2 separate regions of the Homo sapiens genome follow, and region 2 is linked to region 1. A link is an interaction called in ENCODE POLR2A ChIA-PET data of the cell type or tissue named here. Cell type or tissue: CD4-positive, alpha-beta T cell. All regions are shown on one strand.

Evidence for each region. ChIA-PET counts read pairs that join two places held together with the same protein. Peaks named below come from ENCODE experiments on the same cell type or tissue, not always from the same donor. Only the 100,000 strongest peaks of a DNase experiment are listed, where the experiment ranks them.
Region 2: POLR2A ChIA-PET joins it to region 1 with 6 read pairs; 2 of 35 experiments call an interaction of 5 or more read pairs at or near these places.

The regions. Positions count from the first base shown.
Region 1 is chr17:76,357,556-76,360,055 of GRCh38, forward strand. No RefSeq gene overlaps it. Among named protein-coding and RNA genes, the nearest start is that of PRPSAP1, 4.9 kb to the left of the region's middle. In CD4-positive, alpha-beta T cell, no CTCF peak of the experiment used is centred here; no DNase peak of the experiment used is centred here.
Region 2 is chr17:75,737,039-75,739,538 of GRCh38, forward strand. It overlaps ITGB4 (integrin subunit beta 4), which reads left to right. Exons shown (of 40, transcript NM_000213.5): 17 at 284-406; 18 at 500-606. Among named protein-coding and RNA genes, the nearest start is that of ITGB4, 17 kb to the left of the region's middle. In CD4-positive, alpha-beta T cell, no CTCF peak of the experiment used is centred here; a DNase peak (open chromatin) is centred at 1,283.

The DNA of each region.
Region 1 (2,500 bases):
CCGGGATCCCACTCCTCAGCACAAGCATGGGCTTTGCAACAATGTGGGGATGCCCAGGGTGGCCAATGGTCATTGTTATGGACTGAAAGTTTGTGTCCTCCCAAAATTAATATGTTGAAGTTCTAACCCCCAGTGTGATGGGACTAGGAGGTGGAATGTTTGGAGGTGAGCTGGAGTTAGATGAGGGTGGGGACCCCATGATGGGATTAGTGCCCCTAAAGGAGGAAGAGACATCAGGGCTTCTCCTCTCTCTGCCATGTAAGAACATAGGGAGAAGGTGGCCGTCTGCAGCCTAGAAGAGAGCCCTCACCAGAACCCGACCATGTGGCTCCCTGAGCTGGGACTTCCAGCCTCTAGGACTGTGAGAAGTAAGTGTCTGTTTTTTAAGCCACCCAGTCTATTTTGTAGCAGCCCAGACAGACTAAAGCAGGCATGCTGAGCCTGCCTAGGGTGTCACGCATCCCGTCTGACACGTAGGCCTGCCATGGTCTGGCTTGCTTTCTCCCATGTCCTCCTCAGAAGAGGTTGATGCTCAAAGCCCTCTGCAATGCTTGTGACCCACGTTTCCCCTGCAGTCCCCCCTCCCACAGAAGCATTGCAGGGGTCTGTGTACCTGAGGAGGGAAGTGAAGGGACAGAAACAGCTCATTGCTCAATGCCCAAAGATAGCACGTTGGGCCTCAGGAGCACCTACTCAATTTAGCCACTAAAAAATTAGAAACAACCGAAATGCCCCCAAATAACAGAATAGCTATACAAATGATGATGCCTCCGAATGATGGAATATTTGGCAACCATCAGAAAGTTTGCTTTTTAGGAGCTGGGTGTGGTGGCCCACACCTGTGGTCCCAGCTACTCAGAAGGCTAAGGCAGGAGGATCCCTTGAGCCCAGGAGTTCAAGGCTCACAAATGTGAACAGCCACTGCACTCCAGCCTGGACAGCATCATAAAACTCTATCACTTTAAAAAAAAAAAAAAAAAAAAAAAAGGCTGGAGCTGGGCACGGTGGCTCACGCCTCTAATCCCAGCACCTTGAGAGGCCAGGGTGGGCAGATCACACGGTCAGGAGTTCGAGACCAGCCTGGCCAACATAGTGAAACCCTGTCTCTACTAAAAATACAAAAAAGTAGCTGGGCGTGGTGGTGGGCGCCTGTAATCCCAGCTACTCGGGAGGCTGAGGCAGGAGAATGGCTTGAACCCAGAGGTGGAGGTTGCAGCGAGCCAAGATCACGCCATTGCACTCCAGCCTGCGCGACAGAGCGAGACTCCATCTCAAAATCAATCAAGCAATCAATCAATTAATCAAACAAGGCTGGGCATGGTGGCTCATGCCTGTAATCTCAGCATTTTGGGCGGCCGAGGCTAGTGGATTACCTGAGGTCAGGAGTTTGAGACCAGCCTGGCCAACATGGCAAAACCCATCTCTACTAAAAATAACAAAAATTAGCCAGGTGTGGTAGCAGGCACCTGTAATCTCAGTTACTCAGGAGGCTGAGGTAGGAGAATCGCTTTAACCTGGGAGGTGGAGGTTGCAGTGAGCCGAGATTGCGCCACTGCACTCTAGCTTGGGCCACAGAGCGAGACCCTGTCTCTAAATAAATAAATAATAAATTAAAATTAAAAAAAAAACGTTTGCTTTGTCTGGCACAATGGCTCACGCCTACAATCCCAGCACTTCGGGAGGCCAAGGCAGGTGGATCACCTGAGATCAGGAGTTCAAGGCCAGCCTGGCCAACATGGCGAAACCACATCTCTACTAAAAATACAAAAATTAACCAGATGTGGTGAGGAGCACCTCGGATCCCAGCTACTCGGGAGGCTGAGGCATGAGAATCACTTAAACCCGGGAGGTGGAGGTTGCAGTGAGCCAAGACCACACCATTGCACTCCAGCCTGGGTGACAGAGCAAGACTGTCTCAAACGAAAAAAAAAAGGTTTGCTTTTAAAAGAATCATTGATGATGGGGAAATGCTCATAAACAAAGTGGCAAAATAACCTGACTTAGACATTATCTGAGTCATATTTTCCTGCATGTCTTAAGAGAAAGAAGGCGCACAGGGACGTGTTTGAGGACCTGAGACTCCCTTAAGAGGCTTTTATTATTTTTATTTATTTATTTTTTAAGAGACAGGGTCTCACTATGTTACCCAGGCTGGACTCAAACTCCTGGGTTCAAATGACGCTCCCGAGCAGCTGGAATTGAGGCTTTTATTATTGAAAGCCTAAATTCCCAAAGGCAAGAACTGAAGTGTCCCTGAGTGCCCCAGCCTTGGAGAGGGGGAGTCCTCACAAATTGAAGGGACAGTTGGACGAGGAGGTGGGGACTCCAACAAGTACCCTGGGGACTCTCATAAAGATGAGGAAAGAATGAAGACCGGAGGCTCTCCTTGAAGCTCAGGAACTGCGGAAGGCCCTGGGGCTCTTTTATGTACCAGTCCTGGCAGAGGACTTGGAGTCAGATTTAATCTTGTTAAACAGAATTTGTGGCCCAGCATGGTGGC
Region 2 (2,500 bases), 620 kb before region 1:
AGATCAGATACGTTTTCTGGACCCTGAGTTCCTGGGTGATGTCCAGGTCAGGGAAGTGGGGGAGGTAGGTTTCTAGGCTCTGATGCTCCTGAGCAGGGGAGCCCCCACCACACCCGTTCCTGTGCCTGGTGAGAGCACGGCTTTGCAAGGACTTCCACTCTTCCCCAGGAGGCCCTGCCGTGGGTGAGGCAGATCGCAGAGTAGGGGCCCCCTCACCAGACCCTGGGTCCTCTGGGGCGGAGGGGTGTGGCTGGGGTGCCCTGCTGACTGGCTGTGGGTACAGCCGAGGAGGTGGTGGTGCGCTGCTCCTTCCGGGACGAGGATGACGACTGCACCTACAGCTACACCATGGAAGGTGACGGCGCCCCTGGGCCCAACAGCACTGTCCTGGTGCACAAGAAGAAGGGTGAGCTGGTGGGGCCGGGCGCAGGGAGGGGGCGTGTGGCCAGAGCTCGGTGGGGAGGACAGGCACCACCTCCCCCTGCCTCCTCCTCTCCAGACTGCCCTCCGGGCTCCTTCTGGTGGCTCATCCCCCTGCTCCTCCTCCTCCTGCCGCTCCTGGCCCTGCTACTGCTGCTATGCTGGAAGTACTGTGCCTGCTGCAAGGTGAGCACCCAGGGTGCCTCCCAAGGCCCCACATCCCAGGGTCCCCACCCCAACAGGGCCCCCACCCTCCACCAGGGTCCCCAGTCCCCGCCTGAGTTCTCATCTCCCCAGGGTCCCCAACCCCTTCCTGGGTCCCCACCTCCCCAGGGTCCCCATCCCAACAGGGTCCCCATCCTCCACCACGGTCCCCACCTCCCCAGTGTCCTCAACCCCCTCCTGGGTCCCCACCTCACCAGGGTCCCCTCTCTGACAGGGTCTCCACCCTCCATCAGGGTCCTCCTCAGGGTCCCCAACCCCCACCAGGGTCCCCAGCCTCTCCACCCACCATCCCCACTCCTGCAGCTTTCTAGCCAGAGGCTTCAGCCCGTAGAGTCCAGCTGTCTGGATTCTGGTCCCAGCTCTGTGACCTTGGGCAAATTACTTAATCTCTCCATGCCTCAGTTCCCTCATCTGTAAAATGAAGATCATAGAATTGACCTCAGAAAGTGGAGCTGAAGCTTAAATTAGTGAAGTTCAGAAGGGACTGACCCATAGCATGCACCATCGCCCCCACCCCCACCTTGGCAAGACCCACACCAACCCCATCCAGCTTCCGGAGTGACAGTAATGATGATGACACCCATGAGCTCTTAGCCCGAGTCATCCTGGAGCCCCAGCCCCCAGCTCAGCCCTTGCCAGCATCCGTTCTCTGCTTAGCTCAGTGTTCCTCTTTGTGCTGTCGCCACAGCATGTCCACGTGACTCCATTTCCCCGCCCCCCATCACCCCATGAGGTCAGTGGGGCAAGGTCACCATGCCCTATGACAGATGGAGAAATTGGGGCTGAGAGGCAGGTGATAAATGCACAGTCCTCAGAAGGGGCTGAGGCAAGCTGAGCCCACATCTTCCCCAGCTCTAGTGCCCGCCCAGGACCCCCACTCCATCAGCCATCAGTGGCCAGATCCCTGAGAGCACCTGCTCTGGGGTCAGCCACGTGCAAAAGGCCTGGGAGCCACAACAGGGAAGAAAGGGCCCTGCCCGCCCGCAGCTGGCGGTCACTGGGGAGAACAGACAAGAGAAAGCGTGGAGGATGGCATAGCTCAGAGTAGGGATTGTAGGCGGCAGACCACACTCCGTAGTAACCCCCAGTGTTGTGGGATATTAATGTGCATTACATAGGCAAGGAGTTATGTGATCAAATAGGTTTGAGCTAGGCACGGCTGCGCGTGCCTGTAGTCCCAGCTACTCAGAAAGCTGAGGCAGGAGGATCACGAGTCTGGGAGTTTGAGGCTACAGTGAGCTATGATTATGCCACTGCACTCCAGCCTGGGTGACAGAGTGAGACTCAAAAAGAAAAAAAAAAAGAAGGTTTAAGAAACAAGTTTCTTAAATTTAAGTTACAGTGGCTCACACTTGTAACCCCAGCACTTTGGGAGGCCAAGGCGGGTGGATCACTTGAGGTCAGGAGTTGGAGACAAGCCCGGCCAATATGGTGACACCCCATCTCTACTAGAAATACAAAATTAGCTGGGCATGGAGGTGGATGCCTATAATCCCAGTTACTAGGGGGGCTGAGGCAGGAGAATTGCTTGAACCTGGGAGGTAGAGGTTGCAGTGAGCCGCGATCGTGCCACTGCATTCCAGCCTGGGCAACAGAGCGAGACCCTGTCTCAAAAAAAAAAAAAAGAAAAGAAACAAGTTTCTTCTCTGCAGGACTTCTCAGAGGCTTTGATAAAGTCCTGTGCCTAACCTGCAAGAGGGGCATGGGGAATGAATTCAGTGCTTCCCAAGTGAACCTGACCACAGAACCTTTACAGAGCACCCGGCAGGATGAGAGTTCCACGGCGCAAACTTTGGGAACCCTCTGCCCCCATCCCCCTCTATGCCCTTGTGTGCCATGCTTACACCCTGCTACC